Regions from separate parts of the Homo sapiens genome. Here region 1 is linked to region 2. The links are chromatin loops, found by intact Hi-C in ENCODE. Cell type or tissue: lower leg skin. All regions are shown on one strand. Each heading gives the region's core, and the rest is flanking DNA. Links, peaks and the distances in the headings are about the cores only. Region 1 overlaps MIR3681HG (MIR3681 host gene). Region 2 overlaps MIR3681HG (MIR3681 host gene).

Region 1 (16,579 bases), core at 5,864-13,863, 310 kb after region 2:
ATTTAGGAAATTCACAGTTGTGTAGAAATTAAACAACACACTCCTAAATAACCAATGAGTCAAGGAAGAAAACACAGGGAAATTAGAAAATACCTTGTTATAAACAAAAATATAAAAACAATACACTAAAATTTATGCAGAGAAAATAATGTATAGAGGAAAATTTATAGTTATAAATGTCATGTTTGGCCACAATATGCAGCAAAGGAAACTGTTTAACTTTGCTGATAAGAGTATAAGTTGAAGAGAAACTGTAATAACTAATACATTCAAATATCTGTTATTCTAAAATCTTGCCCTTTCCTTATAGGCACATATACCCTAGAAAGAGTAGTAAACATATGCACAAAAAGATGTGTACCTGATTGTTTAGGTCAGCATTGATTTTAATAACCCAAAGTCAGAAATTATATATGTTTACATCCAAAGATGAACAAGGAAACAGAACTATTTTCATTTAATGAACTATTACCAGTTAATGAAAATAAAGCAACTATAGCTAATATTATCTACGCTAACTTACATAAACATGTACAGTTCACCCATGAACAACTCAGATGTAAACTTTCAAGTCCATTTATACGCAGATTTTCTTCTGCTCTGCCACCTCTGAGACAGCAAGACCAATCCCTCTTCCTCCTCCTCCTCAGACTACTCAACATGAAGACAATGAGAATGAAGACCTTTATGATGATCCATTTCCACTTAATAAGTAGTAAATATATTTTCTTTTCCTTATGATTGTCTTAATAACATTTTCTTTTCTATCACTTACATTATTGTAAAAATACAGTATATAATACATATAACATACAAAGTATGTGCTAATTGGCCACCTATATTATCAATAAGGCTTCTGATCAACAGTACACTATTAGTAATTAAGTTTTGGGGGAGTTAAATATTATATGCAAATTTTCACCTGCCCAGGGGAGTTGGTACTCCTAATCCTCACATTGTTTAAGGGTTAACTGCATGTTACACAAAGAAATGTGTATACACACACATACAAATACATTGCACAAAGGAAAAGCTGAGCATTAAAAAATCAAGTTACAAAAGAACACATTTAGTATGCAGCCATTTATATCAACTGTCCAAAATAATACCAGATATTTTATTAGCGATACAGACATACATTCATAAAAGTTAATGGAAATTAATCTGAATAATAAATGCCTAATCCAGGTTATTGATTACATTTGGTGTGGGATTCGAGAGCAGGGAATGCAATGAAGGGAGAAACCATGCGGCACTTCAGTTAAACTATGTCTTAAGCTGGTACATGGCCATATTCTTTATATATTTTTACATGATAGAAATAATTATTTCAATTGTTATTAAAAATATGAATACTTTAATAGTTGAATTATGCAGATCCTTACTTTTAAAATGAGTCATTCAAAATTGCAGATAATTATTATAACTGGGGCCTAACGAAACTTGGGAAAATATTGCCCATGATTTTCTAATACGACACAGAGGAAAGAGAAGGAACATGGAGAAGGAATTCCAGAATTAATCTTTGAATTGGGGTAAAAAGGAGAAAGAATAGACTGTGGGGAAAAGTGATCATTTCAGACCAGTTCATGTTGAGCTGGTGAAGTCTGTGGAACAAATAAGCTATTTGAGTTGTGGTCCAGGGTTCAGAAAAAATGGGAAGTACTTATTTGGTTGTCATCTGCAAAAACATGGTAGTTTCAGCAATGGGAGTAGATGAGTTTCTTTAAGAAGAGCACATGTAGAGAGAAAACTACTGTAGTTTGCAAAGGGGCTTGCCAAGAAAAGGAAGTTTCTCAAGAAGGGGATGGTCAACTCTGCCAAATGCTGCTGAAAGATCACATAAGAAAAATACTGCAACAGCACTCAGCAATATGAATATGTCAGCCTATTTTAGAACATAAAGATACAAGAACCCTAAGTTACCTTCCATGATAACTTAATTATCAGAATAAAGGAAAATGAGAAGCTGTATTGGAAGCAGTCACCTCAACAGCCACGCGGTTGCCCCAAACTCAGAGACCTCATAGAAAAATGTAATTCAGCTGTACTCAGACTGTTAACTGACTCATGAAACCCACCTTCTCTTTTTTCCCAACATCTTTGCCTCCAAGAAGACAGGATTTATCATTGACATGGGTTTGGTTGCTACTATCCGACATGGATGGTTACTGCCACATCATTTTTGATGTTTTGACTTCCCTCATGCTTTTTCTGGTAGCTCTTCACTAACTTCTAGGCCAGTTAACCAACACCAGGAAAGCACGGTAGGTTTCATTTGATTCAAGGGTCATAAACTACAGAAATATATGCAGCAGAGAAGTATTGCTTGAATTGCCAAAGGTAGTAAGAGGTATGTGACAACAGCCTGTACTGTTTCCTTACTTTGTCATCACTACACTTTTTGGAACGACAGTTCTTCCAGTCTTGAACTTATGCCCCACTCTTCTAGTAGATAAAACAATCTTTTCTAAATATACTTCCTTAAAAAATTTCCCTTTAACCATCCATGTATAGAAAAACGCTAATTTTAACACTTTATAATTATTGCTAATTTGAACCTATTTTAAAAGATGAAGTGATGTGTATCTATTTCATAACATGAAGCAACTTTATTTTCTTACACGTTTCTGAGCATAAAAGCAATATTAATATTACTTTTTGAGTTGGTAACCTTGAACTACAAGTGAAGAGTTTTGAATTAATTTCTGTGATTGCCTGAAATTGATGAAGGAAGACAAGGGAGACACTCCAAAATTTGACTTGAAAATTATTTTGGCTTACAAATGCAAATGTGTGCACTATAATTTTTAAAAATAATTAGAAAATATTTTAAAATCCATTCAGAACAATAATTAGTATCTATTGCACCTTAAACCAATAATTAATTTGTTTTTCCAATTTGGCCATGCTGAATGAGACCCATTGCTATTCAATTTATTTTAATATAACTTAAAATAACCGTCTTGGTTAATGTTTTATTGATTTAAAGTATTCATTGTAATGTTTTCTTTGTTCAGTAGTTGTTTAGTCATGTGAAGACATTATAAAATGTTTTTGAGCCCCTTCATCACTTCCTTGCAATCAAGTTTCTTGTGTTCATCTTTGTGCATGTGGCATAGAAGAGCAAAGCGTTTTTCTTTCAGATTTCCCTCGAAAATCATTCTTCCTATCTTTGAACAGAATATAGATCTACATTGATAAGCCTATATAGAACATTATAGATCTAGTTCAAGTGTGAGCTGAGACCCAGAGAACGTAGTCACTGTTTTAATTATATGTTTGGGGAGATGATTCTTCCCCAGTCTAGATGTTTCCTTCCATGTGGAGGAAGTTCATTACCTTTGCCAAAGGAAAGAAATATTAATGACAGTTGTTAAAGACATTAAGGAAGACTTTAATCAAGTAGTAACTATTGTGATAGGTATAGGAACCCCTGTAAGCGTGCCTTGCAGTCGGGGAGAGAGACTGGGCTCAATTCCCAGTACCAAAAGGACAGTTGAAGACTTACAGCCAAGGAGCTGGATGGGCTATAGTGAATGGAAATCTAAGAGAAAATATCAGCGGTCAGGGGAATTTGGCCAAAACAGGCTTGACAGGATTATTGTTGAAGGCAGGCCTGGATGATAGCATGCCCAGAAAGGAAAATAAAAAATCTGATCAGCTATCAAAGGTAGTTAGACAACAAGGATGGAAGATTTTCACTAGACAGACACAGCATGATTCCTGCTAAAACTGGATTCTGCAAGGAAGGCTCAGAGGAGCCAGCTTAAGGTTAGGCCAAGGAGTTGATGGTCTTTGTCACCTTATCACTCCTGGCATCTCCATTCTTCTGCTCACTCTGTCCCAGGAAAAGGCAGTTGAGCTATCAGATTGGTGTTTGAAAACTGAAAAGAGACATTAATGTTTTTCCATTTTCCTCTTTATCTTGGGAACAAGGAAACTCAAAGGCACATATTTCTTTGTTACTGGAATCGAGACCTTGATAAACTCACTGGTCTATTGTGGCTTGTCTAAAGATAGATGAGACCCACTAATTTTGATATTTACTTTCAGAAAGTACATTTGCGATCTTAGGCTATAGTGATCAACATAGTGACGTTTTGGTCTCTGTCTGACAACACCTTGCCTTATTTGCCATTAAATTTAGAACGAGAGAGTAAGAGAAGACTGCTTTTTATTGGAACCCTCCAAAAACACCAACAATAATAATACTATTTATTGAGACTTTTCTACATTCCAGACACGATTCTAGATCTTTGTAGATATCATCTCATATATCTTTGCAACAGTCCTAAATGGCAGGTATATTATTTAGCACTCTTTAAAGATGTGAAGACTGAGCCACTGAGATGTTAGATGTAAGGAACTAGCCTTAGATCACAAAGCTAGTAAGACATAAAACGGGCATTCAGTTTAACAGTTTTATTCCAAAAATCCACATTTGTAACACTATTCTGCATTGATATTTTTCTACAAAAGTAAAAAATTTATAAAATGGGACTTCCCCTACCTTAGCCAATTTTCTTGGTATCAGAACACCCATGAGTTTTTACAAAATGCAATAGTTCTTGCTATATGTGTTTTCAAGCTAAACACAATTCAAATGTATAGATACATATTAGATTAGATTCTATGATTGTTAGGCAAAGATAAAAGAGTAGCGCAATATCTAGTGGAAGTGCTTATTAGAAATTGAATGTCAATCAGAAAAATGGAGATGTTATCTAGGCCCAGTATGTTATTCAACCTCTTAAAATTTTTGACTCTAAATAAGGTTTCATAGGTGGTATAAGATCACAGTACACATAAAGCCAATGAGCTAAGACTAAAGATAATACACTATACAGTATGCATTGGAGGCCTTGGAGTTGCAAGAAATGATATGCTTCCCACAAACTAAGAGTTTTACTTCTTAAATCAATGAATATTTGATTATGTTAGATATATGCTGGTACATCCAAATAAACCAAATGATTTCTGGGTTTCAAATAGGTCTTTGAAGGCATATAGAAATCTGAAAGGTTGTTAATAAATGGGTGTGATCAACTTGGGATGTAGAAAACCTGGGGGCCTGTGGTGGGCAGAGAAATTGAATTGGGCAGGACTTATCCCATGTGGCTCAGGGACTGGGGATCACCAAAAAGAGAACATAAAGGTCTAATTTTCCCAGCCATTCTTTCTGCAAAGAGGAAATGACCTTTAAAGTTCTAGCAGACAATCATTTCCATGGTCACAATCTAAAGCCAACTATACTAACAGCAAATTATAATGACAAAGTATGGTTATTTTCAGACATTTTAGATCAGGACTGTTTATTCTTTAGTTGCCTTTTCTGAGTGAATTACTTGAGTTCATATACCATCCAAATGAAGGTGAAAAATAAAGCAAAGAAAACATATGATGGAAAAAATGATGAGATAACTCAGGAGTTCAGCAAACTAAATCCCAGGAAGTTAATTGCGCTGTAAGCTTGGAAGGCAACCAAAGTTAGAACAGAAAATGAATGGGCTCCAAGAAGAATGTCTTCAAGATGAAGATGAAATAGAATCCAAAGAATAAATAGAATGACTAAGAAGCTAGATAAGATAGTGATTTAGTGGCACAGTGAAGAAAGCACATATCTCTTCTCCCATCAAGAAATAAAAAAGAATCAATTAAATAGTCTAGGAAAAACAAAGCATTAACAGCAACAAAAATATAGAAAGCCATGACCCAAATATGAAGCAAACTAAAATGTAGCATGATTTTAAGACATTTATTAACCATAAGTAAAAGGAATCCCTTTACCCTGAACAGTAGAAACACTTGCTTTAAAGTCACACAAATCTTAACATCAGATCCATAGAAAAAGAAATGAAGTCAGCACAGTTCGTGGCTTTGCAGTGAATCCTATTTCACAGTCATAATGACGTAAATGCTGCTTATTCATTTTTAGTTTTTAGAAAAAAGTGAACAAAACCTGGACGACTAATTGTTACAAATCAGAGTATAAGTGTCATCTAAAGTTGATAGAGCCTGGGAAGTGCAAGAGAATAAGGAGAGAGAGAGAGGGAGGGAGATACAGAGACACTTTTGTGGCCTTTTGTGGAAATTCAGTGGTAAGCCAAGAGATACCTGTCTCTTTTTTGCTTTTTAATTTTGTGTTGTAAATACTGGTCAATTATATTTTGGTTTTTTACATTTTCTCAAAGAATGTATCGATAAAGTTTTCTGCTTATTTTTAAATCAAAGTATATACTTTGACAAGCATTTGAGTGAATAAAAACTTGGGTGCTTTCACAAGCATTCAAAAGCTTTATCTTCAGAGGTACTCAAATCTGCAAGATCATAAAATAGAAATTTAAGTGGATGATTTAAAGTTATAAAGGCAACCAAATGTACTAGTTAAAATTAAACTTATCTGCAAGCAGCAAAGACCCCAGATAGCAGTGGCTTATGCAAAATAAAAACTTATTTCTCTTTCATGTAAAAACCTGGCAGAAAGAAGTCCAGAACAGGCCTGGCAAGTCTAATTTACAAAGTCCTCAGGGACTTAGATTTATCTCGTTTTGTTTCTTTGCTGCGGGAGTCATCTCTCACAAGTTTACTTTATTGTCCAAAATAGCCACTTGAACTTCAGCAATCATGTCTGCATTCCAACCAGCAGAAAGAAGGAAAGGATACAACAAGAACCCACACTCCACATAAAGTGATTTTTTAAAGTCCCTAGAAGCTGACACACAGCTTTGATTCTTAATGTTATTGGCCAAATCTTGGTCACGTGGCCACATCTAGTTACAAGGAAAGCTGGGGAATGTACTTATTCTATAAATCTAAATTGTGTTTTATTTTATTTATTTATTTTTGAGAAAGGGTCTCACTCTGTCACACAGGCTGGAGTGCAGTGGTGCAATTATGGCTCATTGCAGCCTTGATCTCCCAGACTCAAGCAATCCTCCTGCCTCAACCTTTCAAGTAGCTGGTACTACAGGCATGTGCCACTGTTCCCAGCTAATGATTTTTTATTTTATGTAAAGACTAAATCTCCCTATGTTTCCCAATCTGGTCTTGAGCTCTGTCAAGCAATCCCTCCCTCCTTGTCCTCCCAAGGTACTAGTATTTATAGGCATGAGCCACTGTGCCCAGCCCAAATCTAAAATCTAAAAAAAAAAAAAAAATAGATCTAGATTCTGCTGTGATGATGTTTGGGAACAATTAGCAGTATTTGTTTCACAAAAAAAAACACACTAGAAAAAAATTTGGAAAAGAACTGAACACAGCATAGTATAAGTGATATTTTCAGCTTTCCTAGGACCAAGTCATTGAAGTATGCAAAAAGCTGCTAACTCAAGAATAAGAAATATGGAGGTGAACATCAGAAAAACTGAAATCGGAAATCGCTTTTAAAAATTATCTCTGGTACAGTAGAATTTAGGGTTAGTAAAGAAAGGGACTAATGCTTTTCATTATAAGCACATTAGCACGTAATATTTAAAAAGTAAAGTTTATAAATGAAAAAAGAAGGAAGTCTTTATTAATATTATCAAATGCTATAAACAACCCAGATAAGAAAAATCGCCCATGGATTTGATGAATAAGACATGGGATCACAAGGCCTGATGCCTACCTCCCTGCAGAGGGGTGAGGAGTAAAGGAAAGGAAACTATTGATTTAGATCACTGGGTAATCAATCACACCTTTGCATAGGAGATATGATTTCCAGTCCTTCTTCATCTTGTTTTCCCCTTTCTGGAATTTCTTTAGTTTGTGAATATCTACGTCATCCTCCAACATTTAGAACTGAGCTGACACAATATATGATCTGTCCACCAGATAATGGGAAAAACTATAACTTACCTTATTCTGAACTCCTACTGAATAAATACCTATGAAGCAAACTAGGTTTGCCCTAACGTTTTGAGGACGTACACATTGTGGCATACTTGTTCTGATCATAAACACACACACACACACACACACACACACACACACACAGACACACATACACATACCTCTCTTCCACACACACATATACATATGGATTTAAATCACATGGGTATTACTTGTTTATTCTATCAAGCAACAGAATGCAAAAATGTTCCAAGATAATAATCCACTCTCCATTCATTTTCATTCTCACTCCCCTTTTTAGCTGCTATTAAACTCCCAAAATGGAGATTTCTGTGTCAAAGTATTTTTGTATTTTTAATTTTAGTACATAGTCTTTTTTTAAAGGAGATACGGCAATTTCCATTCTCACCAGTATAAAAGTGCCCAGCCCTATTCATCCTTTTTATATTTTTGTCAGTCTGAGGGTTAAAAATAGCACATTTTTTCTTTAATTTATATTTATCTGACTAGTAGGGAGAATGAATGAAATGTTATATGTATGCTGGTCATTCTCATTTTCTCTCCTATAAATTGTGAAGTACTTTGTCCATCTTCCTATTTGTCTCTTTTTCATCAATCTCCAGGAGCTCTGTGTAACAGAAAAACAACATTTTTTTCCGTCATCTGTGTGGCAGATATTGTCCCTACCCTTTGTTGTTTGATGTTTTGTAGTTTTTCATAAAACTTATACATATTCTTGTTCCTTTTTAAAATATAGAATTTTTCCTCTAATTTTAAAAAGCATCTGAATGAATATAAACTTGGGGATGCTCCACAAGAATTCAAAGGCATCATCTCCAAAGATACCCAAGATATCAATGGATCTCACTCACAGGAACAATAAGGAGTTTATATCATCATCTTGTGCGACAGTGGAATCAGCCAAGTCTTCTGGGCCACTGACTTCTGTAATGTGGAGAGGACTGAGGAGTCAGGCTGGCCTGCAGAGCACTCATTTAAAAGTTGAATAACTCACATCTGAAGTTATAATCACCCAATCTGGTCGTTCCACTAATGGTATCCTCTTGTGTACCAAAGGCAAAGGTGACAAACGGAATGAACGTGCCCTTGTCTTTAAATCTCACCTTACAAACAACAATAGTGAATTATTTTATGGTATGCTATAGGAAAACAATCTCTGAAAAATGGCATACATTTGTATTGCATTTTTAAATTGCTTTCACAAAAGATTCATTAATCAGTCTTCCAGAAATAACAGTGTATTTCATCATCTGCAATCCTCAGATTTAGAAACAGATTCACAGATGTGAGAAGTGACATACTACAAATAAAACAAATAAGTGCTTAAGTTGGACTAGGACCCGGCCACAGGCTGCCTTCCAGACACTAAAATTTCTACCTCGAAATTCTATGGATTAAAAGAAAAGGAATAATTAAATATCTACACTAAACTCTAAATATTTTGAAAATGCACAATTCTAAAAGCAGTACCTAGTGGGGGCTTAGAGTTGGAATACTTCTTCCCGTTGTTTCTTCTTTCTATGTAGATTCCCCTTCTGAACTTAAAACTCACGTCACCACAGTTCTTCTCGGTGTTTGATTGCAGATGCCAAAGGTGTCATCAGATCTGGTTAACAGATGCTTTGACTTTAACTTTCAGTGGGATTGGCATCAAAATAAATGTGGTAACCTTTCTCCTAAGGTTTTGTGTTTCACCTAGTGTTCTTCTTCCCCTTGTCTGAAAAATATTTATTGACGACAGAGCCCTAGTCTCTGAAGATAATAAAAAGTTATCTAGGGAAAGAAGAAAACAAAGTAAAATACTCTGGTTTATTGTTGAACTGTTGGTTCAAGTTTTGTTTCAACAAAGACCATGGAGGATGAAGCAGGAAGTCGAGGAAAGTTCGCTCTTGGGTATGAGCAGATGCGGGACATGTGGAGCCCTGTCTTGGCCACTGACTGATGGGGCACACACCTTGATTGCTGATGAATGTGGCAGAGGTGACGACACCATTGCTACTCTTTATTGATTTGTTGCTATGTTCTAAGATTTATGCATTATGTGGATTATCTCAATTAAATATTTACATAACCTGGGCCTGGCATGGTGGCTCACACCTGTAATCCCAGCATTTTGGGAGGCTGAGGTGGGCAGATCAGGAGTTTGAGGTCAGGAGTTTGAGACCAGCCTGGACAACCTGGTGAAATCCCATCTCTACTAACAATACAAAAATTAGCCGGTCATGGTGGCTCCTGCCTGTAGTCCCAGCTACTTGGGAGGCTGAGACAGGAGAATTGTTTGAACCCAGGACACAGAAGTTGCAGTGAGCCGAGATCGTACCATTGCACTCCACCCTGGGCAACAGAGTGAGACTCCATCTTAAAAAAAAAAAAAAAAAAAAAAATTACATAACCCTAAGAGGCTTCATGGGCCCATTTACAGAGTCACTGTGAGGATAAAGAACAGCAAAGCACAAAGTGACCTCATCGGGCCATCTGTGCTAGGTTAGGCCTTTGCACATAATTAAACTTCGATAAATATTGTAGTGGTATGAATGCTGGGGCAGAATAAAAAGGGTACTAATTGAAGAGTCCATTAGAGCAAAATGCAAAGTAATTTGGAATCTACAATGGAAATGTGATCTTTGCCTAACCACAGTTAAAACTTGGTAGTGGTAGCTGAAGATGATTTTTTAAACAACAACAAAAAAATGAATTTGAGGTAAGAAACTCATTATACAAGATACAATCATTTTGGAAAGAAAAGTATTATTTAACACATCTCCCCACGTGATATGGTTCCAGATTGTAAGATGACTTTTCTGTGTTGGAGTTCACTCAAAACCCATCTTGGGTACAATGTGTGTACAGATCTAATTCTAAAAATATCTCTTTGTATTTTGAAACTTATAACTAGTCTACTAAGTGGGGTAAGCAGGAGTGGGGAGAGTTTCAAGTTTCTCATTCTCTTGTTGCTTCTAGGAGAATTGCTACAATGCCCATCATTTTTATCTCTATTATGCCAAACAGATAATATTTTTGAAAGGCTCCAGGAAATTACTTGAGCGTAGGATTATTCAGGGATCACAATCAATGAACTTTTTTTTTCCACATTTGTTACAAGACTAGACAGTTTCATTTCTGAACAAATATTCTGACACCCTTGAAGATGCTTTCTGACTGATGTGCCCCACATAAGATCCTGAATCTACTGCCAGATGAAGGAAAGCTCCATTGGAACAAAAGGGCTGTCATTACACAGCCAAATGGCTTTTTATGAAGCCAACCTATATGCAGGTTTCAGGGGGAGTCTGTGAGTTTCTTTTTCTTGCAGGATTGTCTTTGTATATTTCACAGTGATTTCAGTAGAAATGCAAATCTAGGATGTGGCATGGAGGTACCACTCAATTAAGACAAAGTTCTCCTGTCTCTCAGATGGCTTTATTTTGAAGAAAGTATAGAACAAGCTGTCCAACCCATGGCCTGTGGGCCACATGCGTCCGGGACAGCTTTGAACGTGGCCCAACACAAACCCGTTAACTTTCTTAAAACATTATGAGATTTTTTTTGCGATTCTTTTTTTTTTTTTTATTTTTTGGCTCATCAGCTATCATTAGTGTCAGTGTATTTTATGTGTGGCCCAAGACACTTCTCAATTCTTCTTCTTCCAGTGTGGCCCAGGGAAGCCAAAAGATTGGACACCCCTGGTGTAGAACAGATCAAATCCAACACACTCGGACAAATATGTACCAACTTACACAGTCAGAGAAAGGGTTTGCATTTGATTGGTTAGCTTTACTGAACCTATTGTGTATGGGAAGTATACTGTCAGATGAGAGCAATTTTTTTCCATAGCTAATATTGACAGCAGGGAAGAGGCAGCCCTGTTCACTTACCCACAACCTCTTTTCTATTAAAAAATTTCAAGAAAAGTTCTAAGAAAAAACAGGACTCTGCCCCCTGGCCTCTGAAAATTTTGGACTGATATTCTGTGCTCTCTAACACATGTGACCACTTAAATTTAAATTAATTAAAAAAATAAAATTTAAAATTCAATTCCTTAGACTAGGCACATTTCAAGTGCTTATTAATTACATATGGCTAGCAGCTACCATATTTCACAATACAGATCTAGAAAATTCCCACCATTGTGGAAAGTTCTATTGGCAATGTTGGTTACAGATTAAGCATTTTGTGAGCACCAACTAGGTCTGCTGGCCTGCCAAATTTTGGGCTCTCTTAACTCCCTGCTGTTACCACACTGAGACAAAAATGAGAAGATCCAAATGCTTAAAATCAATTTAAGATTTTATTCTTCAACTATTCCCTACTAATCAAAATTTCTATTAATTAAATAATCACTTAAAGTAGTCTATCAACTAGAATAACCATATTGGACTATGGCACAAGAAAAGACATAAACTTTTCTTGTGTAAAGCCATAGATATTGGACTTCTTTGTTACAAAAGTGAGCCTGTACTAAGTAATAGAGAAATCGGTCTTGCAACAAAAACTAAAGTATGTGGCATTGACTTAGCAATTAAGTAGTAGGCAGCAAGAAAACCAATATCAGAAAATAGAAGGCTAAAGAAGCCCTTTGATTTGGGGAAAAAAATTTAAAACTCTTTCACTGATAACTGGGAAGGAAGAACAAATGCCTCCCAGACTAGATTGGAAAACAGGTCAATGTTGTCTATTGCATTTTATTGGCTGCACTTAGCAAGGTATTAGAAGAAAATCTTAAGTTTGGATCAAAATTGCTTGGTATGAAAGAATGGAATGAGATAAAGTTTTTGAATTTGAAGTTTGGTACAAATTTTAGCTTCTAGACCTAAAACAGTAACAAAAGGTAGGAAAAGTGTTTTCAGTAACAAATGTCCATTAAAGCACAGCCCTATGTTAAAAATCAAATTAAGAGTGTGATTTCCACTAAAGCTCATTCTCACAGATAGACTCAGGGTAGTTCCATTAGGTTTAAAGAGAAAGGTTAGTGGACCAGAAAGCCAAGGTATACATAAAGTTAAAAAATTATTCTAGGAATGATGTATAGCTATTGTCATAAAGAGGCAACCGTAAGGAAAAAGATGAGTTGCCTACCAAGCATCTGGGGAAATTGGATTGCCAAAGAAATCATAAGCCTAAACAATGAATCAACTAGTCCATCAATCAACAATAAATAAATGCCTTTGACCATTTGAGAGTTAAACAACTTAGGGCCCCCATATTCCACTATCAGGAGGAGAGCTAGGAAGCTTAAGCTGCCTTCAAGGAAGGCATATTCTAAAACACCTCACATGAGGCAATGGAGAAGAAACAAACAATCAACAAAGAAACTCCCACAAGCAGATTAAAATGCCATGATTATAAAAGGACAAGGGATTTCTCCCAGAGAGCAGAATCAAGGTTCACGAAAGAAACTTCCTCTGCTTCCATAGTAGAACACCTTCATGGTGCTTGTTTTAGTGGGATTTTACAAATGCTATGCATCAGTGTTAGATGTGTTTCTCCCATTTTTAAGTAACAATCATTATATCCTAACCTTGATCTATTATTAAACTTTGGGTGTGGGTTGGGCAGATGTCTTTCCCCTGGTTTTTAGGTTGCCAAGCCACAAGACGTGCGAGTAAGATCTGAAGGAGGAAACTGCATACACCCCAGAGATCCTGGACTTTGAGCTGGATATCGTTGAATTAGTTTGATAGAATTTATATTGTCTCACCTTGAGAGGGGTGAGTGTGAAGAAAAATGCAATGGATATAGTATTTGGTGATTAAATTGGTGAACTGTGGCAGAGATTTTAAGTGCCCATCAATCTCCATGTGCTCCTTTTTCTGGCCATATATCAAAGCTGCATATCCCAGCTTCCTTTGCACTTACATGTGGCAATATGGATAAGTGCTGGCAGTGGAATATGAGTAGAAATGATGTTCATTCCTTTGCAGGAAGGGCCCATGAAATATCATCCCGTCACCCATCTCTCTCTCTCTCTCTCTCTCTCTCTCTCTCTCTTTCTCTCTCTGTCTCTCTGCCTCTGTCTCTCTCTCTCTCCTCATCAGCCAACCGAATGAAGAAGACTCTCAATCTCAGCATCTAGAAAAGGGTAAAATCAAAATGCCCTGGGTTCCAGAGACTTCTGCCCTTCATCAATATGATGAAAGAGAGATAGAAACTTGCCTTGTGTTAAGCTGTTGAGACTTGGAGGTTGTTTTTACAGCAGTTAGTCTACTGTGAGTAATATGCCAAGAATTGTTACTTCTAGTCCACTGAAAATAGGATTCTTGTACTACGCAAAATACTGACATGAATCATTTAGGGATATGGGTAGAAAATAGAGGGTGTTTCCCCCTACAGTTCCTAATATTAAGTTGCAGGAAAAAGAGAAGGGGATGGAGGCGTTCTTGCCCCTTTTATTAATTCACTCAAAGTAGAAATTGTGGACCCACAACCAACATATCTTTCTAAAAATTTTTTTTGAAACAAAGAAAAATAATTTTTTTTCTAATTTTATAAGAGCCTTAAAATCAAGCTAGCATGGTTTCTAGATAGCATTAAGTAGTAAGTTATAATCATATTCCGTGTTCACCAGCCCATCTCAAAATGCAACCTTTCAATAAAGTACACATAGACCTTGAGGTCCTTTTACTGAGAATAACCACCATGGTCCATTAATCTCTACTCTTCTTAAAAGAAAGAGAGTATTACATGATGGTGTCATGGGTCTCAGACCCTACCTACCAAGGGGATTTCCCTAAGGGATTTTCAGATGTAATCACTTGTGAATGTCCCATGGAAACGCAGTTCAAGTAGTCTGTAAGAACCTAGAGAAATTGTTAATGTAATTAGAATACCTCCCTATCTGACTAGACATGGTGGTTCACACCTGTACTTCAAGCTCTTTGGGAGGCCAAGGTGGGTGGATTGCTTGAGGCCAGGAGTTCGAGACCAGCCTGGCCAACATGGCAAAACTCCATCTCCACTAAAAATACAAAAATTAGCTGAGTGTGGTGGCATGCACCTGTAATCCCAGCTTCTTGGGAGGCTGAGGCACAAGAATTGCTTGAACCCAGGAGGCGGAGGTTGCAGTGAGCCAAGATTGCACCACTGCACTCCAGCCTAGATGACACAGCAAGACACTGTCTCAAGAAACAAAAAAGAATACCTCCCTATCTGTCCCTCTTTATTTTCTTTCCACCATCAATATGACTACATACATAATGGTGCAGCTGAACTCCTGGTTGGATGGAATGTTCTTGAAAAGTATGTGATTTGGAATGCACCAGTTGTTTTCCTGAAAAGAAACAGCTTTTCACCTTGGAAAAAAATTTCTTTTGTCATGATTCTTAAAAATCAGGTAAGGAAAGGCAAAAGGATGTGACAGTAGGTCCTGACAGGGTGTGTTGCTGCCAATGCTGCAGCCATGTGGCTTAGGTTGTTTGCAGAAACTATTAATCTCAGATACCAAGCACAAGTACAGTTGGCTGAGGCTGATGTTATGAAAGTGTTTTTGTCCTCTCTCAAAGACCAGCAGTGGATACAGCAGGGATCTGGACATTCCAATAACAGGGAAAGCTGCACTGGACAATACAGAGGCAGTTTTATACAGTGACACTAGGACAAAACAGAAGCCATGGCAGCTGAAAACTTGAGACCTGCTCTATTTCATCAGTTGTCTCACTACATGGCAGTTAGAGGGAAGAGTAACATCTTTGGACTAAGCCCATACGTTTCATGGAAAATTTAGGGAAGAAAGAATTCACAAGAGACAAGTATTTTACTCTCTACTAATTTGGCACATGAGATCATGAACAGGTTTTAATTCAAAAAAATTTAAAAGATCTCATTTAAATCCCATGTGAATGACATTGGTCACACCTGGTATACAAAAATAACTGATATTACATGAATTATAAGGTATTATGCCAGTGAGTTTTCATGTATATGATTCTTTACTTCTTTGTTAATGAGATAATTGAGATTCAGAAATGCTAATCATCTGGGGCAAAATGTCATGCACAGTAGGTGGCTGTATTAGTCTATTTTCATAGTGCTATAAAGAACTGCCTGAGACTCGGTAATTTATAACAAAAAGAGGTTTAATTGACCCACAGTTCAGCACGGCTGGAGAAGACTCAGGAGACTTACAATCACAGTGGAAGGTAAAGGGGAAGCAAGGTATCCTCTTCACAAGGTGGCAGAAAGGAGAAGGGCCAAGCAAAGAAGGAAGACCCCCTTATAAAAGCATCAGATCTCATGAGAACTCACTCACTGTCACAAGAGCAACATAGGGGAAACCATCCCCATGATTCAGTTATCTCCACCTGGTCTCTCCCTTGACACATGGGGATTGTGGGGATTATGAGGATTATAATTCAACATAAAATTCTGGGTGGGGACACAAAGCCTAACCATATCAGTGGCCAAGTGTAAACCTAGTCTTCTGACACTAGAGGCCTGTCATAGTGCTCTGCCCATGAATATGCTGCCTCTCTGTGCTCCTCTGCCCTGTGTATTGGCTCAGAATGTCATAGTCTCTTATCACCAAGTTAGTAAAACCATCATTTTTTCTTGGGATAATTCTATGTTGTGTTCACATGCCTGAAATCAGCTGCTTTGTGGTACAGAAGTTAAATACACCTTTGTTCCTGGACATCCGAAGGACCCAGTGCAGTGGAGTGACCACAGCTTACGTTAGACAAAGGAAAATAATGTAACACTACAATGTAGAGATTAAATGTTTCACATGGTG
Region 2 (16,579 bases), core at 5,472-13,471:
TAACTGATGAATCAGTGATTTTTGGGTACTGCCATTCAGCTGTGATTTGGTCTTTCAATTAGAAAAGTTTTTGTTTATTTTTCATTTAGAGAAATCTATACACACACACACACTCACAAGTGTGCATTTCTTCACATCTATATTGTATCTGTATAAATGGAAGAAATGGCCATTTGTTGTTTGTTCTGCTGTAAATAGGTGCTGTTCTCAGCAATTCTCATCCATTTTTATAGCCCTGAATCGGTATTTCATGTTTTTTGCTTAGGTTTTATTGCTGCCGTTTGACAGACGAAAAAACTGAATAGCAGAAAAGTTAAGTAACTTGCCAAAGTCATCGCAGTCATTGATGGAGACAGAAATCAAACTTAGGTGTGTTGTTGCTAAGACAGAGGCTTTGCCACTGGTTGTCACATCATGTCAGCACACACAGTGCATGCCTCATGCTCATGATCATGGTGAAGCTGATCAACTCTAAGATTATCTTATACTCGGAATCTATAAAATATTAACTTGTTTTAGTTTTGCTTGAAGTTATTTTTTATCACTATGATCCTAACCAAAATACTTTCACATGCACAATTATAGCACAATGATAAGTCTCCAGAAATGGAAGGATGAATCTATGAACAATCACTCAAAAATTATCATCCTTGTTACAGTATAGGAGAGCAGTAGTCTCAAGCTGGCTCTATGTGCTTTGTGAGCATATTTTAAAGACATGGTATTGAGCTATGGCAGCATGTTCATCCATACGATTGGTCTCTCAATTGGATAGTTTGACCTGACTTTTCAAAAAACACACATACAAAAAGTTGCATTCTATTGTCTTTAATATCCGCACATTAGCTAAAAATAATACTATGTTTATTTTCACCATATCTCCTCTCTGCAATTTTTTGCTTTGTTTACACAACTGTACATTTTAAGAGCAATAGTTAAAATAGTAGCGAGCATTTTTTTTCCCATTAGTTTGCTTACTGGGCTGACCAAGACTCAGGAGAAGGGAAAGCAAGACCATCTTTTGGTTAAGTATATTAGGATTTTCCAACCAAAAATACTAATCTTGCTATCTATTGCTACCTATGACCACCACAACCTTATTGAAACCATGTACCATTGCATCTTAAAATAGTTTTCTCTATGTGATATTTGTTTCAATATATTAAAATGTTAGCACCCTTGGTGATATAAATCTTAGCTATCAACTGGTTAAACTCTGAGAGGGAAGTTGCTGAATAGTTTTACATGGAGACAGTATAAGAAGAAAGGGTTATTGTCAAAGTAAATTAAAGCACAATTTGAGTCCAAGGCAAAATTTAAAAATCTTTCCTTTTGATCTGATATCTTTTTTTTAAATCTTCAACTTATACCCTTTGCAATACGAAAAACCTAAAATACATTACATGCAAACAACAGACGTTGTATAAGTGCACGTTGAAGAGAAAAGAACGGCTGCTCCAAAGAAGGGAGTCATGTCAACACCTTCCTATCTATCCTTGCTTCTGGGCTTTGGGAAAGTTAAGCCAGAAGGTTTTCTTGCATACAAGATTAACTTTCATTTAATAATTCTAGTCTATATATTATGGAGCATTTGATAGTATCTTGTTAAAATGTAATAGCATCTTTCATATTAATTATTCACTTGATTCTCACAGCAGATGCTCCCCTTTCCAGGCTGTAAAATCTCCTAAGGTAGAAATGAAGTCCCACCATTTCCTCCTCTTCTGGCCCTACTCTCTCCCCCATAGCACCCAGCACCAGTAGGCATCTCAAAGGAGGCATCTCACAGTTGATTCTAGGCAGAGTGAGGAGCCCCACCTCCTCTTTCCTTTCTTTCTGAGTCTGCCTGCCTGCAGAGAGGATAGACTTTTAGAGGTATGCTGTGTTCTTGCTCAAAGAGGCCAATACTGACAGTGACCAGGTGAGTGTGTCTGTCTAATTCTAGGAATCAGTATGAGAAGCAAACTGTGGCCACAAAACTAAGTCATATCTTTTAGCTTGGCCTTTCTCACTGTATTTTGAATTTCATCTCTCTGGGTCATATGACTATCTCTCTGTCAGTTCTGAACCTTGACAAAGAGATGGTTAGCTATTGGTTTCTCCAACTCCGAAGTGCCAACTATCAGCCAATCATCATACTAATTGCATATATTCACTCATTTAATGCTTATAAAAATCCCACAAATTCCAACTGGGGAAATTGTGCTGCAGGGAATTAAGAAAACAAAAAATAAAACTTGCCAGTGTTAAATAGCTAATTAATGGCAGAGCTGAAAGTCAAATCCAACATGGCTTAATTCCAAAACTTATGTCATTTATACCACCATCTACAAACTTGAGTAATCATTGCCTTTATCCCACTTTCACCTCTTCAACTATATTTCTTCTTGACCCATTTAAATACCTATTCCACATGTGTTGAAAGAAAATCTCCCCCATTGTTCAGTGATAGATTCTGCTTTTCAATTTCATGTTCTTTTCATTCCACCACTGGGTAGTATCTGTAAAAGAGGGACAGGTCACTGAGTTTCCCTCCAACTCTTCATTCTGTGGGCAATCTAAGATTCATTCTGTGGGTAATCTGAGATGGCCTCTTTTCTTCATAACCAAGGACCTATTTATACAACAGTGATACTTTCTCATATGAGAATAAGTAGATTGTGACAAAAAAGAAACCCTTTCAAAAAGCAGAGTGATTAATCCAATATTGTGATCAAGTTTGTATATTTCCTGTCCATTAATTTGTTTATTATCTTTTTTAAAAGACACATTATGTCTATTTAATAGATCGTGTTTTGTAAATGTCCATTTAAAATAACAGCAAGCAGCGTTTGCAATTGTTTCTATTCATTTTCTTTAAATTAAAATGAAATCTGAGTGTAACTGCCAGATCCCCTTAGAACCCTGAGTAAGTAAGATTCATGATGTCAACAGACACTTAGGTTGTTTCCATAACTTGACTATTGTGAATAATGCTTCGATGAACATGAGAAAAAAAAAGTTTCTCGGTTTCCTTTTTATGAAGATGGTTAAAAGGAAGACTTAAGCTTCGAAATAGCTGCCCATCTCTTGTTTTAAAAGGCAAGTTGCTGGACTTGATCTGAGTGAAATCAGATACTGTGTTCCCTCCCTTGGATGGATGATATCCTCTGAAGTTGCTGATTGTGCGCTATAGCAGAAAAAACAATCTGCAGAGTACAAGAACCTAGAGTAGGAGAAATAGCCCAGACCTCTCTGCTTGATGAGACTTTTATCAACCATGTGGAACCACTTTAGGTTACTCAATCACTGCAGCACTGAAATATTTTAAAATTCCCAGCCATGTGTTGCCACACACTAAACACGGATTCAGCAAACCTTCCACTGTGGCATGGTCGAGAACCCCAGGCTAAGGATTGACAGAGATTCTGAATTTGCAAACCAGAAAGAGCAGCACTTCATCACGGCTTCAAGAAGACCCCTGGGACGGGAGGGCCTTCTGCTTCTCTTTCTTCCTCTCTCTGTAAGCTCCCCAAATGCGTATTTTGGTCACCTGGATAATCGTTTAGTATATGTGAGATTCTCTAACGTTGCATTTAATGAGAATCACATCAGTTGTTGGGGGAGCCTGAGGAGAGCTAGATGACCAGAGCGAGGCAGAGCTCGGGGCGGGCAGTGCAGTCCTTGAGGACGGTCCACACTTAGACAGAGAATGATCCTTGCCTGCTTCTGGTCCAAGGAAGTTGTCACTCATGCTAGACAGAGCTGCTTTTCCTTCTGCTGATATTTTTATTTAGGGCAACAAGCCAGTCCGAACATAGAGGCTTTTAAAAAATGTATCCCTTTGCACAGACAGTTCCTCTTCCTGCAACACTGTTCCCACCCACATCCACCAGTGAATTTCTTCCCATTCTGATATGCAGCTCAAATGTCATCTCAGGGAAACAGTAGTTCCACATCACATCTCTTCTGTGCTCTCTGATATCCCATGTATGTCTGTGTTAGGTGGAGTTGTAACTGTTAATGTCCACTACACTGCCAGCTCAGGGATGGCTCTGTCTGATTAATTTCTACATTCCTAGGAGTCAGCACAGTGCCTGGAAAAGAGAATTCTCCAAGAAATTATTAACTGATAAATTAGTGGTTGAATGAATAATTGCAATTGAGAAGTTATTATCTGCTCTGTGTGTGTGTGTGTGTGTGTGTGTGTGTGTGAATTACCAATCTACCCTTCTGCATGAAAACCCCACACCTGTCTGTATGTAATCATCTGATGGACATTTATATCTGTGTGTGCCACAGGTCCCCAAACCCAACATAACTAAAATTGCTGCATTCTTTAAATTCTTCCAGTACCTCTCCTAACTTAATCCTCCTTCTCTATTTTCTAGTTCAGCCATTTGTCTATCCCACACTCTACATTTAGGGTCATCATAAATTTCTTCCTCTCTTTTCAAAAGTGCAATGTGTCGTTAAACCTTCATAAATGGCTTTTCTTTTCATGCCCTCTTACATTCTGAGATAACTTGCTTACAGTTTCCAGGATGATTTTAAAACAAAATTTCTGGCCAATCTCCTCTGTTTAAGCAACAAACAGACAACAGTCTTTGATGGATGTCTGTGGCCTGTAATCTGAAGAGACTAAAGTTCTGTGATGGTAACTCAGGAGCCAGTGGGAGGGAAGTCCAGAGACCAAGTGTGCAAAGGGATGTTTCCTGACCTCAGAGTTCGCAGTTTTCTGAGATCCACAGGTTGTGTACATGGGTCTAGCTACCCCAGAAACCCGCAGAACATCTCTTCTACGTGGGAAGAAGGAGCAATGGCAGCTCAAGACCACAGACGTGAGGGCAAAGAGTGCCTAGGATCACTGGGCTACCCACATCACATTCCAACAAGGCACACACTTTGCCAACAGACCGCTTCTCTTTCCTCTAGAACGTGTCGTCTGAATTTCATCCAATATGTCCATAACTTTCTTCTCATCTCAGATTTAGACAGGGCCTGTAAATACTGATCATGCGCTTTGCGTACTTGATAAAATTTAAAGGTACAAAAGAGACTCTGCAAAGAAATCAAAGTATTTCCCTTAGCAAGCTCTGTGTGCAGGAATTTTTAAATTTATAGTTAAATGATTGAACCATGACTGCCCCAACCCATTTCATCATTCTTCAAGGGGTAAAAACACCTGTAACTGCCACTCTGGCTTTTAGAGTGTTTTACAGTTTACAAAGAGGTTTCAGATGGATCAGCTCCATATATTGTATATTTCTCTAAGGAAAGAAGGCCTCAGATGACGATTTTCATTTAATAGAGGTTTGAAAAGAAAATGGAGGCTTCTAGAAGGTAAATGTTTTGGCCAATGCTACACTGCTAGCATGCAGAGAGACAAGACAAGAAGCTAGACGTTTGGGTTTCCACAATTCTTGGTTGAATCTCACTTTCTAACACTAGGTACACTAGGTATTCACACTGTCTTGTTTTTGTTTTTGTTGTTGTTTTTAGTTTCCATTGTTTTAGAAACATACCTATTGTCTTTGATCTCTATTCTTCAAGATAGAATTGGCTTATACAAAAGTGTTAGGGTGTGTAAAAACCTGGCTCAAAATCATATTCTTGTATCATATTTGCTACATGACATCGGATCATTTATTCATCATTGAACTCCAGTTTTTTCATCTTTAAAAGAGAGCTATGACAATCTGCATCCTAAGGTAAGGCTTGCAGGGTACACAGTGAGAACACTCGGAATCTCCACATGCATCACAAATGCCAGCTGTTGTCTCTGTAATGGCAACTCCTGCCCGACAGGCCTTGAAGTGATCCTTGTTCAGCTAGTTCCTAATTTGTGGCCTCTTGCTTTGCATTTGGGCCATAAACTATGGCATTCAGGTCCTCAACAGGGGTTCCATGTGATATTTGCTTCTGGGTCTGCCTTATGTGGACAGTAAGCAATTAGACTTAAGCCTAAGGAACAATTTTGCTTATGCAATATAATTAGAAGCCATCTCTGTTTTTTCCTTTGTTTTTTGTTTTTGAGAAAGAGTCTCACTCTGTCACCTAGGCTGGAGTGCAGTGGCGCAATCTCGGCTCACTGCAACCTCTGCTTCCCAGGTTCAAGCAATTCTCCTGCCTCAGCCTCCTGAGTAGCTGGGATTATAGGTGCCCACCACCACACACGGCTAATTTTTATACTTTTAATAGAGACGGGGTTTCACCACGTTGGCCAGGCTGGTCTTGAACTCCTGACCTCAAGTGATCCGCCCTCCTCGGCCTCCCAAAGTGCTGGGATTACAAGTGTGAGCCACCGTGCCCAACCTAGAAGCCAACTCTGAATGGTGTTATAATTAGAGGTATAGTTGAGTTTCATTCAACATATATTTATTGAGCACCAGGCATTTTATACATAAAGATAAATGAAGCAAAGTGTCCTTAAGCATGCATGGTATATGAAATCAGGAAGATAAACATGTAGATAATTGCAGAAGGTGTGATACATACTCTATGTGCACACAAAGGCTGTGAGGACAGAAGAACAAAGTGTAAGTAGCTATGCTTGGTCGGAGGAAGGGTTCAGGGAAAGCCACATGGAAGACATAGCACTGGACTGGGACCAGGACTGAAAAGATGATGTTGCCTTGGCAGACAACTGGAAAAACATCATAGGCAGAGAGAAAAATGCCTAAAATATCTACCAAGGTGTTTTGCAACCAGTTATGACCCTGATTCTGATTTTCATGCTTCCTACCTATTTCACCTTGGGTAAGTGACTAAACCTATCAATCATTTAGTCTTTCTTATTTGTAAATTGATTCTAATAACACCTTTAAAAAAGGTATTGACATTGACATTACATTGTGGGATTTCACTAATCTAATGCTTGGTGTATAGAAGGTACTCCATAAATTTCAGGCCTGAACTAGCAGAGAGGCATGGCTTATTCATGGAATGCAAAGGACAGGAGGAGGGCAGCATAATTCAGTGTTTTAATGAAGGTGCCCAAGGGTAAAACCCCTGGGAATTGAACAGTGTGCAGCATGAGTAGATGCTGATGTCTGTGAAAGAGACATCTTTCACAGGTTTTGTGGTGGTGTGCTTGTTTCTTGTTTAGACCGTCAAACTGAATCATTGTGGTGCCTTTCTCCCCTCTCTCCAGACAACTATTCCCTGTTCATGCTCTTGAGGACGTTATCGGGTTTTTTGGAGCTGAGATCTCTCGCTTCAATGTATGTGGTGGCCATAATTTTCTCAGCATAGCAACCTGTCCACCAGGACAGTGTCCCGTTGCTGGGCTTTCAGCAGCACAGTGGATAAGCTCTGCAGTTGACAACCATCCACCCTGGCTTAATGTTTCACATGACTGAGGTTGTACTGGGGAAGCCAAATTCCAAGAGGAGTGAATTATGTACAACTGTTCCAAGAGCATCTGTTCAAGCTCCCGTTCTAGGGCCCCGCATACTTAACTCCACACTTGTGTACCCAGCACACAATCGTACTTTTGACCCTGGAAAAAATCATCCAGCAGACAACAGGCGAAATAAATATCTCTCACCAGGTACCTAATGGAAAACAAGCGGGTGGCTCATGTTCACTGTGCAGCTATCTTTATTTTTAAGGTCTCCTGAGCAAGAGGGCCAAAGTCCAAACTTCCCAAATTCGTAGTATTAAGTTACTGTTAATAGGACTGCATTTAAACTACTGCACTTTAGGCTGCCCCTCCAGCTCGTGGTTTTGTTTTTTAACTCCGGGCTTGGGTTTGGAGCAACAAGGTTAGCCACCTGAAACAACAACATTTGCCTAATCTAGTGTGATCTATTTCCCATGCGAAGATTGCTTTCTGTGTTATTTTATTTTTAAAGGGAGTTAACATTTAACGTACACGATAGCTCGTTCCTGTCGCCCTGAATGGCTCTGTTTGTTTCAGCACGTCTCTCTACCATGCTGTTGAGCCCCTCATTTCTTAAGGTTCAGGAAACTCTAAATATTAATGAGGGCCAAAGACCCATGCATTTGGCAACTCCTTCCCCACCACACACTCCATTAACCACAATATCCGAAGGCATTTTGTAAGTTGGGAAACTTGACTAGGAAAAGTATAGCACCATTGCAATTTGGAATAATGGCATTTTTTAAAAATGTCATTTATGCAGAAGGAATTGGTAGAATTGGCTGGCCAATAGTTTATATGAAGCAACTCCAAAGATTTATAGAGATGAGTGGTTCTCAAAGTGATCAGCGGTATCAGCATTGCCTGGGAAACTTGTTCGAAATGCCAATGACCAGAGCCTACCCCAAATCTGCAGAATCATAAACTCATCAGAGAGTCTGAAGTGGGGCCTACCAGCTGGTGACTCTGATACTTGTTACAGTTTGAGAACTACTAACATAGACATAACCTCCTACCTCGTAGAGCCGTAATAATCAGCATTAGGGAAACACAAGTGTACTTCAGGGAGCTTAGGACTGAGGCCCAGACAGTCCTGAATTCTATTCCCAGTTCTGCCACTGAATAGATATTGACCTTAAGTGTGTTTTGCAATATATCCGGGCCTCCTATTTCTCATTTATAAAATTATTATAGAAATGCATTCCATTCTACTTGACTCCTTGAGTTTTGATGCTATTAATAATAAATAATACATTTAATAATATTTTTAAAAATATTTTATTTTAAATAATAAAATGAATATTGCTCAAAGTGCTTTGAAACATTGAGAGGGCTTCCCATGGTGACCAACCTGTGGCAGCGCTTTATTGCAGAGATCTCCTTAGTTAATCAGTCTCTCCAGGTATATGGGGATTTCTGAAATTCCAGACAGATAATCTTATCACAGTGCTAAAGTATTCTGTCCTATAAATGGCAACAACAAAAAGCCATTCATTTCAAGTGGTTAGTAGACCGATAAAATGAAGGAGGTGTCAGTGGAACTTGAAGGATGAGTTTGGCAAGCAGAAATAATAGCACGTCCTTCTTGGAGCCAAGAGGGAGCAACCTGTGTTAACTAATGACAGAGCTGAGGATATATAGAGCAGAAGGAGTGCATGATTGTGCATAAATGCTGGTGCATGCATGTGTGTGTGTGTGAGAGAGAGAGAGAGACAGAGGAGAAGTAAAAAAAGGAGGACAGTGGCAAGGTGGGAGCATGCAGCTCCCATCTGTACCTAATGGTACTTTCTCCTTTAGAGAGTACTGCACTCCCCTCAATCCTCACCCAGGCTGTTAGGTTGACACAGGAGGAAACTGAGGCCCAGAGGACATAATTTATCTCCTTCATTGATACTGGCATGAGAAGAAGCTGAGGCAGAAGCTGAAGGAATGGCCACAAGAGCCAAGGATGGGCAAGGAGGACCTTGATGCTTCTCATCCTGCTGGGACCACTGACCACATGTGGACCTCTCTGCAACTTGAGCAAGGGAGTGTCAGCCTGGCTGACAAAGACATAAGCAGAGCTGGCCAGGGCATTTCTGTGCATGTTCATCCCAGTCTCAGCAGAGAACAGTTTCAATCCATGGTAATGCTCCAAACTTGGTCCCCCCAACACTTCCAGACACCCTTGCTAAGTCAAACACTAAGAGATGCTGGACAGTATTTATTTTTGTCTCTCTGTCTCTATTTATTCTTGTTGAAATAATAATATTCCAGTTAGACCATTTAAATAAAAATTCTATCTCCATGATCTTCAATACATAATATTTTTCGCAATCTTTCCTTTTATTTCTTGTCCACGGTTTTTTTACACACTTGTAATCATAACACACATATCCTCTTGACCCTTCTTTTTTTATTGCTATTATGTAATAAACAATTAGACTTGTTGCTATGGTGTTTCCACGTTATTCATTTTAATAGCTACATAGTATTTTATTCAGAAAATGCACCATAAATTATTGAACCATTTCTGTTTTTTTAGTTGAACTCCCATTTTGTACTAAGACATTCATTGTAGATATATACAATAATGCACTCCATGTTTACTATGCCTTTTGGTACTTTGGTTAATATTTATTTCCTGTTATGTTTTGATAGAATTTGGAAGGTAAGCATCCTATTAAAAATAGGACGCTCGTTGTTATCATAAGAAGTTCCACAAACATTCCGAATACTGTGATGTTCTATTTATATCCATCTACTCAAATACATGGACACTCGGCTCCCTTTTATGGAGTTTTGTGCATTTTGCCTCTTCTCCCTCTCCCTTCCCATTCTTCACTAGTTTAATCTTGGGAGTCTGACATCTTTGCTTAAACACCCCCCACACACACACCACCAGCAGTTTGCTTCTTGTGTCCTGTTTCTAGTCAAAAAGGAGTTAGATTGCCAGTTTTCTTTCTCTGCTTTTCACTTTTCCTGTTCTCTTTTTGCTATAATAATTGCCCATCCCATTCCTTTCTTTTTAAATTTAGCACTTGATTTCATCACTCATATTAAATATTCTTTTCAAGCATTTTCCCCTCTATTCTGTTCTTGTTGTTAATGGATTTAGGGAAATGTGGGAGTCCCTGGAAGGAAAGAGCACATCAGGGCAGCATGAAAGATAATTACAGGCCCCATGTCTGAGGTCGCATTCTTTACTTTGGCCACTATTAAATGAGCTTATTTACAACCCTCAACTTTATCCCTCTCTTTTAAAGAGACGCATATATACATTAAATGTAATACCCTCACCCCCAGCTTCATTTAATTTTACTACCAATAATATTCCCTTTTCAAGGTGTTGGGTCTACCATTTACTTGTTGAATTTTATTTTGTAAGCTGTCTCAATTTAGTTTTTGAAAGGAATGGAAAAACAAAAGAATGGACGTCTACATGATCAAATGCACATAGATTTCACAGTGAAAAAAATCATCGAAAGACCTTCCATGATGTGGCAACTCAGATACAATTGATCTTTAAAACCCAATTGAACAGAATGCCTTAGTAATTATTATTCAGAATACCAAGGCCCTGGCCCATGGTACAATTATCAGAAGCTCCATTTTTGATATTTACTGCATGTTAAGAGAACTCTCTGGAGAGGAACTGAAATAAAACAGTCTCTGGAATCACTGACGAAAGTTTCCCCTAAATGTCTGCTACATACTCAATGCGGATGAGCTGTGGTCCTTGTCATGCCTTCTCACACAAGAGGAAAGATGGTAGAATGGGAATTTCTTCTTTTCCTTGAGTAGCAAAAATTGGCCTGCTATTTACCAAACCCACTCTCTTTTTCTCCTGAGCACACAACTAGGAGACATTTTCAATGTTCCCTGAAGTTAGGTGAGGTTACATGACTGAGTCCCGGCCAATGAGATGTGTACAGAAGTGGCAAGTGCTACTTCCATGGTGGTCCACAATAGTCGATTACATGTCATTTCCTATGCTCTTTCCTTTAGTTTCAGATTCACCCAGATGCCTTGGATAATTTGTTTTGGAAAACATATATTGAAGATATCAGAGCCACAGTATGACAGAAGACTAGGTCCCAGAATCACAACTGGAAGGAAAGTCATGCACTAATGAAGAAAACAATTCTTAAGGCTTATATGAGCTGAAAACAAACTTCTGTCATGTTGCTGCCTTTATCCATTTTTAAAAGATGTTTGTCATCAGTAGTGCTACTCTAATAAAATACATCATGAGCACAATAACTTAAACTGGTCTCATTATAAATCCTAGATCTCCTATCATCACAGTTTAAATCCAGACTACTGGTGTGGAAAGGTATATAAATGCCTTCCAGAATCTGAAAGGCATAATTTTGTTCACTTATTTCAGGTTTTACTAAGGATTCCATACCCTTGGCTTCTGTTGAATTATTTCATACACACTATTTTGTAAAGTAGATAGAAGATGTGCCTAGGATTTAGGGTTTTTAATGTCTTTCCATCTTCCCAGGATGCCTATATAGTAATCATTTAAAATACAAGACAATCCAATAAGATGACATGAAGCTTTCCATGAACTCGAAGAACCAATGAGAATAGATCTCTCTAAAATATTGGTGAACAAATGAATACTTGCCAGAGTCAGAACAATGAATTTTAATTGAATTATTGCACCCACCAGGCATTCCAGAGCCAAAGCACTTTTCCTTTTTTAAGTAACAATTTTGTCTTTTAAAAAGTGTATTTCTAGCTTGACATAAGCATGACTTTTTCTTTCATGTGTCATGTATAAATGGAGCAATTTATTTTCTTTGGACTCACAGAGTAAATCCTCATCTTTGCTTGTGCTGATGGGGTGCAGGCATGTGTGGGAGGAATTCTATGAATGTGGAGCTTTTCCCGTGGGTGCAGAGAGAGTTTGATGGGAGCTGATGAGGTGTGTGTGTGTTCTTCAGACTTATCAACCACCACATGATGCTGGAAGATGAGCCAGTGAATTTGTGGGTGTTGAGCTTGTTGGATATTCTGGATGCAGGTTTTTTTTTTTAATTTACTATTTAATAAAACCCAGCTGACAAGCTTTTTTTGTAAATCATGTTTATGAGATATGAGTCAGTGATGACATATGCATAAGCGATTCCAATGAAAGGAAAACCTTTAAGGCAAGTAGTCCTTGGTTTTGTGGGAAGCTTAGCCAAGCATGTTGCTCTAGCCTCTGGGGTGAATTCTTTCCTAGCTACAGTGAGACGAGAAAATCTTCAGAGCACATTCCAAGATGGGGCTTTTTTTTTTTTTTTCTGTGAGAAGGTGAAGACAGAGACCAGTTTGGTTTGGTGGTTGTCATTCCGACTTCCCACACTGTCATAACTAGGACATGGCTGTGAAAGAACAGCTTGAAGATGAAGCAAACCCTGTTCTAGTAGCCGGGGAGCCTTTGTTTAGTTTTAGTTTAGTTTTTTGTTGTTGTCGAAGCTTTTGAAAGTCTTCTCTGAAAGTGGTTCTGTGTAGTAGGGGGGAGAGACAACTTTGTTGTTTTCTAAGAAACAAACAAAAAACCTGCTTCTTTGAATCTCCCAAATGCAAAAGCAAAGATACTTTCCTTGTACCTTCCTCCAATTCCTGCCACGCATGTTTGGGTCTCATCAGACTTCTTTCCTTACTGTGCCATCCAACGAAATGTCATGGTCCTTGAATGGCTTTATTAAATATCAGATGGCAAATACGTATGCAGTCATGAGGCACAGGAAATAGCAAACCATCCTGATATCCTCTAAATAAGCTGAACATTTCACTTGAGGGAAGGTATTGCAGATATTCCAGATTGAGGAAGAGAACACACCCTCTATAAATTGAAACCTTTCATTACAGTTTTTTAAAATCTCATATTTTCATTAGGAACTGGAAATAAGATCAATTTTCTCTTGGGAACTATATTGAAAAATATAAAGAGACAAATATAACCCAGGCAGAGAGGAATTGATGGGCACTCAAGTAGGAAATTTTTTTTAAATAAAAACTTACCTGCCCATGGTATGGTTAAGCTTGACTCAACTGCAAAATGATTTTTGTCATTGTTAGATGCCATAAGGTATTATATTAGCAGCCTAACCTACATGAGAGATTGTATGACTCAGGAGTTCAAACAGATCATCAATATTATGGCTAGAACCAAGGTTTTTAACAGTTCAGGCTACTTTCAGGAAAACTCTTTCCAAGTGTCATATGTATAAAATGTTTGGAATTCTTATTTAATGCATTCTATTATTTAGAGGGCTTGCTTCTATTATTCAGGGGCTGAATAGTGCTTTGACTTAGTTATCTACAAAATGCAACTTAAAATACAAAGGAGGGAGAGAAAGACAGACTTCTGTCAGAGGTATCCTCTGCAGTAAAACCTTTGTATTTTACTTCCTAGAAGAGCCCAGGTCTTGATCTGAAGGATCTTGAACTGCCCCAGGCATGACTGTGTGACAAAGCAGTATATTAAAACAGTTGAGCATAACCACTGGAGAAAAACTGCTACTTTTTGCATGAGTTTTCTGCATCGAGTACAGCAGCTATATCCTACTCAGTTCTGAGCATAAAAGTTTAAAAGTGAAATTGACAATTTGGAATTTATCCAGAGAAGAGCAACTAGTATGTTAAGTATTATAAAACCAGAAAACTACTTCAAATGAGGAGATAACACTGAAAGAAAAGGAGACATTTAACTGAAGAAAGAAAACTGAATGGGGACCCTAATTCCGTTTTCAAGTATAAGGGAACTGCCAAGAGAAAGTAAAATTTGATGCTTTCTAGGTAGCTCCATAGAGTGGAAAATTAAGGAGATTTCAGTTGAATGATTATTTAACTGATAATTAAAATAAAATGACCTGTCTCATAAGTGACTTCTTATCACTGGAAGTAATCAACAGAGATCCTTGGTAATCCTGACAGGGAAGCTATAGGTGACATTTACAATGGATGAATGTGGTCAGATTGTTTCTATGGCTCTCTTTCTGCTCCAGCCTTCTGCAATTTCATAAACCATCTGTTGTGGCTTTTTCGTTGTTGTCATTTGTTTGTTTTTAAGACAACCCTATTAAATTGATGTAGAAGAGCCAAGATTAAGAGACTGACAAAGTTTATGCTGAAAAAGCCCTGTCAATGGATTTGATGACACGTAGATGTTACGTGATATAAGCACAGTAAGCCTTTCCTGTTCTCATTAGTTCCTCATACTGATTATGTCCAAGTTTCTCTGAGTAGGTAGCCAAACCATCATGAGCTTTGGAGGTTTTCTCCTTCTCACGGATGTCTTATTAAAAGAAAATTCACCAGCATCTAGCAGAAAAGTACTGTTTTCCGTATTTTATCATCTAAAGTGCCATACGACTCAGACATTGTATCACCGACTTACGCCTCACAAAAGACATATCAGGTTGTTACCATTCCCTTTTTGCAAATGAGAAACTGAGTCTCAGTGAAGTTGAGGGTCATCTGCCAATAGGCTTTTATGGAAGATATTTTGGAATGGAGAGAAAAGTCAACTTTCTTGTGTTTCCAGGATGTTACTTCAGCATGTCCACTGGATACCTAGGTATCCAGTAGGATACTACGTATCTGGATAGATCAAGGATACTGAGATGCTACGTATCTCAGCAGATCTGGTGGAGAATTCCTTAATTTACTGGAAAAGAAAGACTAAGCCAACAACTCTTTGTGAGTATGACAAAAAAGATTTATGTTTTTGCTGAATAATTTTGCCTGTGTTACCTACACATTAAGGATTTTATTCCTCAGTAAATCATCTGTAATAAACCAACCATGTAAAATTTCCTGTCACTATAATCTTGATGTCTTAAAAATTAATATCCATGTGGATTTACAAGTTTAAAGACTTTTTCAGATGAAAAGTCTCATTTTTGAATTATTTTAAATGCCCAAGAAATTTAAAATACCATCAAAAATATGAAATACTTGGAATAAATCTGATGAGAGATGTGAAAACCTTTGAAAATTGAGTGATTTTAAATATAATAATTGACAATTAGAGCTTTCTCTTCTATGATTGCCTAATTTATTCTTTGACTATATTTTTTGTCTCTTTTTTATCATTTATGGAAATTCATCATTTTGTCTGACATAGCCATTTAATTTTTTCCCAATTTTGGTATATCAATTTTCATATTTCATGTTATTTTTTGTCATATTACTTATTTTGTTTTTTAAGCATTCAGGTTTCAGGTCTTTTTTACAATGTTTTACCACACTTAGATTACACTTACAGAGCTTTATTTTATTGATTTTTCATAACAGTTTATAATTTTTTTGGAATTTAATTTTTAAAAGGTATTTTCTGAAATATCTTTTCAGTGTGTTTCGTGTACAATGTATTAAACAGAAAATCATTTTTCAGTTCAATTAAAATTTTATCTGAAATAAATTAGATTATCACATTCTGGATTTTATTTATTTTCACTGATCTATTTATGCATTTATATTCAAGTGCATAAATGACATTATTATATTCCAAATAACATGTTTAAACTTTGTGTTATTTTAATACATCAAAAGCACAAATCTTTCCACAGTAATTTCTTATATCACAGTTTTATTTACTCTGTGTTATTATCCCATTGCATTGGAATTTTAAGAACTTTTTATAGAAATCTTTGTCTTTTTCCTTCATCACTGAAAAAATGAAATTCTTATTGGAATTATATGAAAATTTTATGTATGTTTTGTTAAAATGAGCATTAAGATATCACAATTGTTTTCAAAAAGTATACATGTTTTCATTTCAAGAAATTTTATATTTTTCTATATAGGTCTTATATCTTTTGTGTGAAATACATTCTTAAATATTTTATAGCTTTGGCATATTTTCACAAAAAAAGTTTTTCGGCAGGGCACAGTGGCTAATGCCTGTAATCCCCGCACTTTGGGAGGCTGAGGCAGGCGGATTACCTGAGGTTAGGAGTTCAAGACTAGCCTGGCCAATATGGTGAAACCCCATCTCTGCTAAAAAATACAACAATTAGCTAGGCGTGGGCACTGGTGCCTGTTATCCCAGCTACTTGGGAGGCTGAGGCAGGAGAATCACTTGAACCCAGGAGGCGGAGGTTGCAGTGAGCCAAGATTGTGCCATTGTACTTCAGCCTGGCCAACAGAGCGATACTTCGTCTCAAAAAAAAAAAAAAGAAATTTTTCAGCTCTTTTTATAGCTGATTATTTCTAGGATTGGGGAAATCTATT

What was found. Hi-C counts contacts between places; a loop is a spot of excess contacts. Peaks named below come from ENCODE experiments on the same cell type or tissue, not always from the same donor. Only the 100,000 strongest peaks of a DNase experiment are listed, where the experiment ranks them.
Region 1: a loop joins it to region 2, with 7 times the contacts of the local background. A loop is called at or near these places in 2 of 110 quality-filtered maps.

What each region holds. Positions count from the first base shown.
Region 1 is chr2:12,225,626-12,242,204 of GRCh38, reverse strand. The region is part of intron 3 of MIR3681HG (MIR3681 host gene); the gene reads right to left. Among named protein-coding and RNA genes, the nearest start is that of MIR3681, 35 kb to the right of the region's middle. In lower leg skin, for the core only: no CTCF peak of the experiment used is centred there; no DNase peak of the experiment used is centred there.
Region 2 is chr2:12,530,749-12,547,327 of GRCh38, reverse strand. The region is part of intron 4 of MIR3681HG (MIR3681 host gene); the gene reads right to left. Among named protein-coding and RNA genes, the nearest start is that of TRIB2, 180 kb to the left of the region's middle. In lower leg skin, for the core only: no CTCF peak of the experiment used is centred there; no DNase peak of the experiment used is centred there.